Linked DNA regions of Homo sapiens: all the other regions are linked to region 3. Evidence: chromatin contacts called from ENCODE Hi-C or POLR2A ChIA-PET data. All regions are on one chromosome and are shown on one strand. Each heading gives the region's core, a stretch centred on a gene start or an enhancer-like site at or near the end of the contact. The rest is flanking DNA. Distances are from core to core; before and after follow the strand shown.

Region 1 (2,994 bases), core at 125-2,624, 260 kb after region 3:
AAGGAAAAAAAATCAGTCGCTGAGGTTGCTGGGATCGACCGAAGACACAAACCTTCTATTCCCGCAAATGTGAGAAGGAAAAAGAAGTTAGAGCCGGCTTTGCTGTCGCCCCTTCCCCTTGAAGAGTCGGGGCCAGTGCGTGACGAATGCTGCTGTAAGTCTTTTAATTTTTTCCTTTTTTGAGACGAAGTCCCACTCTGTTGCCCAGGCTGGAGTGCAGTGGCGCGATCTCCCCTTACTGCAAGTTCCGCCTCCCGGGTTCAAGCGATTCTCCTGCCTCAGCCTCCTGAATAGTTGGGATTACAGGCATCGCCACCACGCCCGGCTAATTTTTCTATTTGTAGTAAAGACGGGGTTTCACCATGTTGGCAATGCTGGTCTCGATCTCCTGACCTCATGTGATCTGCCCGCCTCGGCCTCCTGCTGGGATTACAGGAGTGAGCCTGTATCTTTTTTATAGAGATGGGGTCTCGCCATGTTGCCCAGGCTGGTCTCCAATCCTTGGGCTTAAAGGATCTGCCAATTCGGCCTCCTTTGCTTTTAAAGAACTGTGGGGGCTGGCGAGGTGGCTCAGGCCTGTAATCCCAATACTTTGGGAGGCCGAGGCAGGCCGATCACCTGAGGTCAGGAGCTTGAGAGCAGCCTGATCAACATTTAGTATTCTCTACTAAAAATACAAAAATTAGCCGGGTGGGGTGGCGCGCACCTGTAATCCCAGCAGGAGGAGGCTGCAGTGAGCTGAGCTCGCGCCACTGCACTCCAGCCTGGGTGACAGAGCGAGACTCCGTCTGAAAAAAAATCAAAAACCGCTCAGGGAAAGGCCTGACACTGATGGAGCGACCGCTCCGGGGCTCCCGCCACCCGCGGCTGTTTCCGGTGCCCCCCGGGGTCTTGGGACCCTCCCAAGGTGGGTCCTGCTCTAGTTCAGAAGCTTATGACGCCTTTGCGGGGATGCCTGGCTTTGGGATCGGTTGGGATCTGCTGGAATTGGGTCCGTGGCGCGCAGCTCCCGGGCTGGGAGGTGCCGTAGGACCTGGAAGATTCTCGAAAGTTCTGGAAGGTTCTCTCAGGGATCGCCGCGGGCGGGGGAGCCTGTTTTCCCACCGAGACCCGCGAGGGCGGTGTCCGGGGTCTGACTGCAGGACAAAGGGCCGGGAGCGCGGGAGGGCGGCGCCCGGGAGCGGCCACACATGCCCCGCCAACCGGTCTCCTCAGGCAGCACTCCCGGGAAAAAGGGGTAGACGCGCGGCGGAAGGGGCGGGGCCGGCGCGCGGCCGTGGACGCCGGAGAGGGCGAGGCCGGCGCTCCTTGGGAGCGCGCGCGTCCCATTGGGCAGCGGGCGGAAGGGGGCGGAGCTTGGCGCCGCCGCGAGGCAAGCCCCGCCCCCGGCCCCGCGGGGAGCGGCGGCGGCGGCGGCGGCGGCGGTGGCGGAGGCGGTGAGCGCGGGCGGCGCGGACGGCAGCGGTTGGCGGGCGGGTCCTCCGCTGTTGCGGCCGCTGCGGCCTCCTTGCCCGGGCTTGGGGCGCCGCGCTGGGGAAAGCCGGGGGCCCGGTGAGCCCGCGGGATGCGTCCCCTCGGTTCCGCCGGGCGGGGCTGAGGCGAGGAGGCCGGGCCTGGGGGGAGGGGGGGCCCCGGCCTAGAGACTCCTCCGGGAGCGCCCGGTCCCTACCGCCGTGGGTCCCCCACTCTGCCCGGACCCCCTTTTCCGCCCCTGGCGCCGTGGGCCCCTCACTTTGCCTGGACTCCTTTTCCCGTCCCTGCCGCCCGGACCCCATCTCTTGCTTGGACCCGCTCCCCCATCCTTGCTGCCTGGACCCCTATCTCCTTCCCTGGATCCCCCTCACGTCTGCCGTGAACCCCATCTCTTGCCTGGACCCCCATCTGCTTCCCTGGATTCCCCACCCCCAACCGTGAAATCCCCCATCCCTGCCACCTGGACCCTCCGCTCCACCTCCTCCGTGAGCCCTCGTTCTTGCTCCCTGAGCCCCCCCGCTTCTGCTGTGACCCCCTTCTCTGTTGCCTGAATCCCCCGTTCCTGCAAGCCGCAACCCTTCCTCCGCCATGAAATCTTGTCCCTGCTGCCTGGACCCCTACTTCTGCTGCTGCTGTGATCCCCTCTCTTGCTGGAAACGCCACCCCTACCTCTGCTGGGAACCTCCTCTTCCCTGCTGCGGGGACGCCCCCCTCCGTTGTTGCTAAATTCCACCCCCACCCCCAAACCTCCTTTTCATTTCTGTCAACAGCCAAGCCAGTCCTTCCCATTGATGCTGTGAACGGTCTGCAGCTGTCCCCGTTCTTTCAGGGACATGGCAGCCAAAAGAGCAGTCGTTTTTCCGCTCTTATTTTTGTGTGTGTGCTGTGGTCAACTGTTAACTCCCCAAATTGGGGAGGGTTGTGAGCTTTGATTGTGTAAAATGCCTCTCCTGCCGAGGTCGGAGGCAGGTCTTCCGCACGGAGATGATTTATTCAGGAGCCTTTTAAAACTGATCTAGATAGAACCTTTGGGAGGGACTGTGCTGTATTTTATTTATGAAAAAATGCAGGCGCCTCCCTGGATACCGAGCCCCGTCGTTTCTGTTTGTCAGTCTGCTTTTTGGCATTGAGCATCTCAATGCAAGATTGTGGAATTAAACCATCTACTTGAGGCTAAGTCGAGCTAACCTTTGCCCCTGAGGGCTGTGTCTGCGTTAACATCGCCAGCAAACAGTTGTATAAACCACCGTGCAAATTTCGTTCCAGGACACATTGGCGTGAGACCTGGGAGTACGTTGTGCCAAATCATTGCCACTTGCCACATGAGTGTAAATGATGGCGGATGCCAAGTATGTCCTCTGCCGATGGGAAAAGCGATTATGGCCTGCGAAGGTGACAGCCATTATTCTGTAACTTCAGGACTTAGAAATGACTTTCGGGTGACAAGTAAAATCTTGATCAGGAGATACCTAGGATTTGCTTCAGTGAAATAATTGAGCCAGAACACGGTTGGCACTGATT
Region 2 (2,705 bases), core at 40-2,539, 500 kb after region 3:
GCACATGGCAGGCGTCCTCCGCTTTCCCCTCCTGGGGGACCTGAAGGCGCCACGGGACACTGAACCAAGGGGAGGGCGCAATCAAAGCTGGCCCAGAATCAAAAGCATCTTTCCCGAGCCAGGAAAAAAAAAAAAAAGAGGACAAACAGCAGGTGGCCGACTGTCTGGGACTTGGCTGCAGCAGGCGACTAAGTCTTTGTTCCACGGAGGGGGTTCCCTGCGACCTTTCAGAGCAGCGCCTTGTTCCAATTTGGGGACGGGGGGGTCTCTGAAAGCCTTCCACCACCAGTAACATCCACGCAAAGACTACCGTTAGGTGGGCTCGGAAAGTCGAAAGCCTCAGGTCTCCACCCTGAGGGGGCCACGACCCAAGAGGACCAGAGGCCTCGGAAGGAGTCAAGGGGAATACCTTTAAAAAAAGCAACGCTGCGTGGGAGACCAGTCACCCTGAGGCGCTTATTCCCAGGACTGGGGCGAGCCCAAGAACCCGTATTTTCACGCACGCCCTCCCCGATCCGCCCATGAGCCCTGCTCCCCGAAATCCCGGCTGGCCACCCCCTCGGGCTCCGCGCCACCCCAGGAGCGCCCCAAGAAGGCACCCCCTGCGTCTCACGGGAACCAAAGGGACAGCCCACCCTCCACCCCTGCCCCCCGGTAGCATCTGGCCGCCGCCAGGCGCCCCTGGCCCAGCGCGCACGAACAAAGGCCGCAGTCGCCGTCCGGCAGCCAGTCCCTGAACGGCCGGCCGAAAGCCATGCGGCCCAACAAGCGGCGCACGCGCACTGGGCCTCCGCGCGCCGGGCGCACACGCACGCAAGACGCACGCACGCACGCACGACGCACGCGCGGGGCCCAGGCCGCGGCCCGGGGCAGGGGCGCCGAGGCCGCCGCAGAGGCCGCTGGGAGGAGCCCGTTGAGGCCCTGCGCGGCCGGCGCGCTCATTCACCTATAGTAAAAGACATCCCTGTGGCCGGCCGACAGCCCCGACCTTCTGGGCACTTCTTCCCTCTCCCAGCCCTGCGGGAGCGCCGGGCACTCCCACCTCTTCCGCTCCATTGCGCCCGGCTCCTCGGCCCGCCGCCGGGCCCGCCGCCGCCGCCCGGACCCCCACTCGCCGCCGCCGCCTCAGCTGCCTCCGCTGCCGCTGCCGCCGCCGCCACTTGCCGCGGCTGTTCCGGCCCGCGGGCCCCCGCCCTCCGCCCCCAGCCGGGCGCGCGCCGGCTTTGCCGCCCTTTCGGCCCCCTCCCCGCGCTCGCCAGCCCCCGCTCGGGGGGCCCGCTCCGCCCACCCGCCCGCGCGGGGCCCCGCGCTGCGCAGCCGCGGCGCCATGCCCCCGCCCCTCTACGGCCCCGCCAATCAGCGCGCTGGGAGGGGGCGGGGCCTTAAGTGGCGTGCGCGCCTGCGCGCTGTGCCTTGCGAGCTGCCAGTGCCCAGCAGCTGTGCCCGGAGTCCGCGCGGCTCCTTTTACTGTGCCCTGTCTCTGCCGGCCGCCTGGTGCGCGTGCGCGGGGACATGCTTTCGGACTAGTGGGGTCCTTTCCTCCGACCTTTCTCCAGCCCAAGTCTTGGGGACTCTGGCCCAGTGACTGGACCTCGACTTCCCCGCCCTCCTGGTCTCCCAGCTTCCGAGCTTTTTACGAGCGTCCAAATCTGGGGGACTTCCCCCGTGACCACCCCTTCCACGCCCCCAAGTTCCCTCCAGTAGCTTTTTTTTTTTTGAGACGGGGTCTCTGTCACCCAGGCTGGAGTGCAGAGGCGCGATCTTGGCTCACTGTAGCCTCCGCCTCCCGGGTTCAAGTTGTTATGCCTCAGCCTCCCAAGTAGCTGGTTCCACGGACGGCTAATTTTTGTAGTTTTAGTAGAGACGGGATTTCACCATGTTGGCCAGGCTGGACTCGAACTCCTTACTTCAGGTGATCAGCCCACTTCGGCCTCCCAAAGCGCTGGGATTACAGGCGTGAGCCACTGCGCCCCGTCCAGCTGCTTTTTGAACCCTCAAAATCCAGGAATCTGAGCACCCCCCCCCAGCTCCCCGACCACCCCCTGCACCTTAGTCCAGCCACCATCTCTGGCCGGGAGAGTTCCAGGACCTTCCTGCGGAATCGCCCACCCCCTGTTGTCTCCCCTTAACCCCTTCCCCAGCCAGCCAGAGGGATCCTGAAATGGAAACGGGTGGGCTGCCCCCCATCAGTTCCCCCTGACAGCGTCGCTCCCAAGGCTAGGGCTGGGCGGGCCTGCACAGGTGTTCAAGGACTGAGTCTAGCTGCTGTGCTCCCCTGCCTCCAGCTGGAGAAACTGTCCTGGTTCTAAGGACTCTTTTGTTGACATTGGGTCCACCCGATCTGGGATGCTTTCCCATCTGAAGATCTCGTCCCATTTTCAAAGTCCCTTTAGCTGCAGGTTCCAGGGAGTAGGACAGGCACATTCATTTATTGATTGATTGACTGACTGATGGAGACAGAGTCTTGCTCTGTTGCCCAGGCTCGAGTGCAATGGCGTGATCTCGGCTCACTGCAACCTCCACCTCCCGGGTTCAAGTAATTCTCCTGCCTCAGCCTCCCAAGTAGCTGGGACTACAGGCGCCCACCACCATGCCCGGCTAATTTTTTTGAATTTTTAGAAGAGATGGGATTTGACCTTGTTGGCCAGCTGGTTTCGAACTCCTGACCTCAAGTGATCCGCCCACCTCGGCCTCCCTAAGTGCTG
Region 3 (2,776 bases), core at 1-2,500:
CGGCCAAAGCTCGTGACCCGGAAGTCAGACCTGCGGCTGCTGCAGAGGACAGAGGTGAACAGCAAACGGGATGAACACTCACTGTGTGCTCCATGACAGCCACCCCGGCCCCCACAGCCTCACACCACAGGATGGGACCAGTATGATCCTGAGAGGCTCCCAGAGATGTCCAGCCTTGACCAAGACCGTCTGTCCACCCAGCCTCACAGAAACCTGGCAGGGAGCAAAGCCCTCCAAACCACTTTGCAGAGCTACCCTAAAGGCAGGGACAAAGGCGGGGCGCGGAGGCTCACGCCCGTGATCCCAGTACTTAGGGAGGCTGAGGCAGGAGGGTTGCTGGAGGCCAGTTCAAGGATGCAGTGAGCTATGATTGCACCACTGCACTGCAGCCTGGGCGACAGAATGAAACCCTATCTCTTAAAAAAAAAAAATGACAGGGACCGAAACAGATGTGACTTCAGGCTGACAATGTTTGAGGATCGGAGAAAGAAGAATCAGGCTGCGGGGGGCTTCGCTGAGGACAAGGGCAAAGGGTGGGAAGCAAGACAAAGCAAAAGCTCTCAAACGGCCCCAATGGCTGAGGCAATACCCTGAACCGCAGGTCCTCAGGCCTGTGCCCGGCTTCCAAACCGGACTCGACCCAGTGGCCTCCATCTGCCCCAGACCCCAAGGCACGGGTTCCGAGCTCCACGTCCCCATCGAAAGCCCCAGCTCGCCCGCTGCTTCCCAACCACCAACTCTGCCAGCCTCGGATGCTGAAGACTCCATGGGGTTCAGGACGCAAGGACAAATAGCGACGCTGAATCACAGAGAAGGGCAGAGTCTGGGGGCGCCCCCCGTCCCCATTCGCGGCTTCCTCCTCCTCTCGCCGCCACGCGCGCCGCACCAGCCCAAGCCGCCCACCCACCCCTAAGCACCGCACCCAGACGTCTCGAAACCCCCTCCCTTCCCCGCTGCCGGCTCAGGTCGGGTCCAGCGCCTGGTATCCCCGGCGACCTCTGGGCCTCCCGTATCGGCCCGGCCCTTCATCGCTGCTGCTCCGACGAGAGTACGAGGAGACGCCGTGCTCGACCCCACCTCGGGCCCCTACACCCGCCGCCCGCGCCCCCGCCCCCAACACCAGGCGCGGCTCACCTGCATGATGGTCTTGCGGATTTTCCAGAGCCGGTACGTCTCCTCCTCGTCGTCCATGGCAGCCTCCGCCGCCGCCGCCGCTCGCACCCCTTCTCCGCGCGAGAACCCGCGCGGACTGCGCCTGCGCCGAATCCGAATCAGGCCCCCTCCGCCTAACCCCGCCCCGCGCTGGTCTGTCGTCGGCGAATGCCTGAATGCAGCAACGTCTCGGATCGGCAGCGCCAAGGGCAGCCCGAGCCTTACGAGAGCGGCAGTTGGCTGAGCGAGTCTCTCGCCTCCGTAGTTCTCGTGTGTCTTTGGCCGCACAGCCTCTCGGGAGTTGTAGTTTCCGTTCAACTCCCACCTTGGAGCAACAGTTTAGAATCCCACGAGGCGGGGGCGAAGTGTGAGCGGGGAAACTGAGGCCTGGATGGGGTCAAGGGGCAGCTCGGCTCCTAGGGATGGTCTGGGAGCCTAGTGGGAACTCTATAAATATTTGTGCATCAAACTGTACAGGGTTTCCTCCATTGGCTCCTGGCCAGGTCAGGGTTAATTCCCTTGGGCCTCAGTTTCCCTACCTGTGCAATGGCAATAAAGTGTCCCTACTTTAGACGGTTAACTGAGAGTCTTAGGCATCTCTCTAGGTGCTTATTAAGTCCCCTCACCTCTGTCCTCTCCCCTGAGCGCCACCAGCCTAGCCTGGGTATCTCCCCAGCCTAGCCTGGGTATCTCCCCACCCCAGACTCTTCCTGTCTTTGCAAACCTCCTCACTTCCCCAGGTTCACGGAGAACCCCAGCCCAACACTTCCTGTGTGCAGGCTATCAGTAACTTATTCAGTGATGCATTCGTTAATTCAACATTTACTCAGCAACCTACAGTGATGGTGAATAAAACAGGCCAAGTATCCCTTGCATTCAGATAAAGACAGGATTTAGTAAAATATAATAAATAACGTGGCCGGGCGCGGTGGCTCATGCCTATAATCCCAGCACTTTGGGAGGCTGAGGCGGGCAGAGCATGAGATCAGGAGTTCAAGACCATCCTGGCTAACACGGTGAAACCCCGTCTCTACTAAAAATACAAAAAATTAGCTGGGCCAGGTGGCAGGTGCCTGTAGTCTCAGCTACTTAGGAGGCTAAGGCAGGAGAATCTCGTGAACCTGTAAGGTGGAGGTTTCAGTGAGCCAAGATCGTGCCACTGCACTCCAGCCTGGACAACAGAGCAAGACTCTGTCTCAAAAATAAAATGAAATGAAATAAAATAAAATAAATAACAACGTTAGAAAGTGACAAAGCTACGGAAGAAGAAAGAGCAGGGAGGCTAAGTGACATGGGGAGAATGGGAGAACTGCAGTATCACATGGGGAGGTCAGGGAATACAGTGAGGATAGATTCAAGCAAAAATCCCATTAGCAGTGGTGGCTCATCACTGTAATCCCAGCACTTTGGGTGGCCGAGGCAGGCAGAGCATGAGATCAGGAGTTCCAGACCAGCTTGGCCAACATGGTGAAACCCTGTCTCTACTAAAAATACAAAAATTAGCCAGGTTTGGTGGTGGGTGCCTGTACTCCCAGTTACTCGGGAGGCTGAGGCAGGAGAATCACTTGAACCCGGGAGGCGGAGGTTGCAGTGAGCCGAGATCGCACCACTGCACTCCAGCCTG

Evidence for each region. Hi-C counts contacts between places; a loop is a spot of excess contacts on that map. ChIA-PET counts read pairs that join two places held with the same protein, here RNA polymerase II (POLR2A). Pooled maps may share reads with other maps.
Region 1: a pooled map shows a loop between it and region 3 (3-fold over the local background). The contact joins the promoter of PWWP3A here to the promoter of POLR2E in region 3. A Hi-C loop is called at or near these places in 5 of 50 pooled maps. POLR2A ChIA-PET finds 5 or more read pairs at or near these places in 3 of 52 experiments (AG04449, B cell and HEK293T).
Region 2: a loop to region 3 is called in a pooled map, with 8 times the contacts of the local background. The contact joins the promoter of MBD3 here to the promoter of POLR2E in region 3. A Hi-C loop is called at or near these places in 1 of 37 single-sample maps with no recorded cell type and 5 of 50 pooled maps. POLR2A ChIA-PET finds 5 or more read pairs at or near these places in 4 of 52 experiments (BJ, H1, OCI-LY7 and 1 more).

Annotation. Positions count from the first base shown.
Region 1 is chr19:1,353,585-1,356,578 of GRCh38, forward strand. It overlaps PWWP3A (PWWP domain containing 3A, DNA repair factor), which reads left to right and starts at 1,375. Exons shown (of 14, transcript NM_001369789.1): 1 at 1,375-1,551; 2 at 2,740-2,865. The coding sequence starts at 2,809. RefSeq lists silencers at 1,034-1,133, 1,119-1,279, 1,164-1,453, 1,514-1,583 and an enhancer at 1,176-2,061.
Region 2 is chr19:1,591,576-1,594,280 of GRCh38, forward strand. MBD3 (methyl-CpG binding domain protein 3) reads right to left here and starts at 1,290. Exons shown (of 7, transcript NM_001281453.2): 1 at 947-1,290. The coding sequence starts at 1,056. RefSeq lists enhancers at 1-303, 1,681-1,730 and silencers at 541-640, 781-1,080, 1,241-1,290, 1,361-1,430.
Region 3 is chr19:1,094,125-1,096,900 of GRCh38, forward strand. POLR2E (RNA polymerase II, I and III subunit E) reads right to left here and starts at 1,251. Exons shown (of 8, transcript NM_002695.5): 1 at 1,135-1,251. The coding sequence starts at 1,191. RefSeq lists enhancers at 1-437, 1,195-1,284.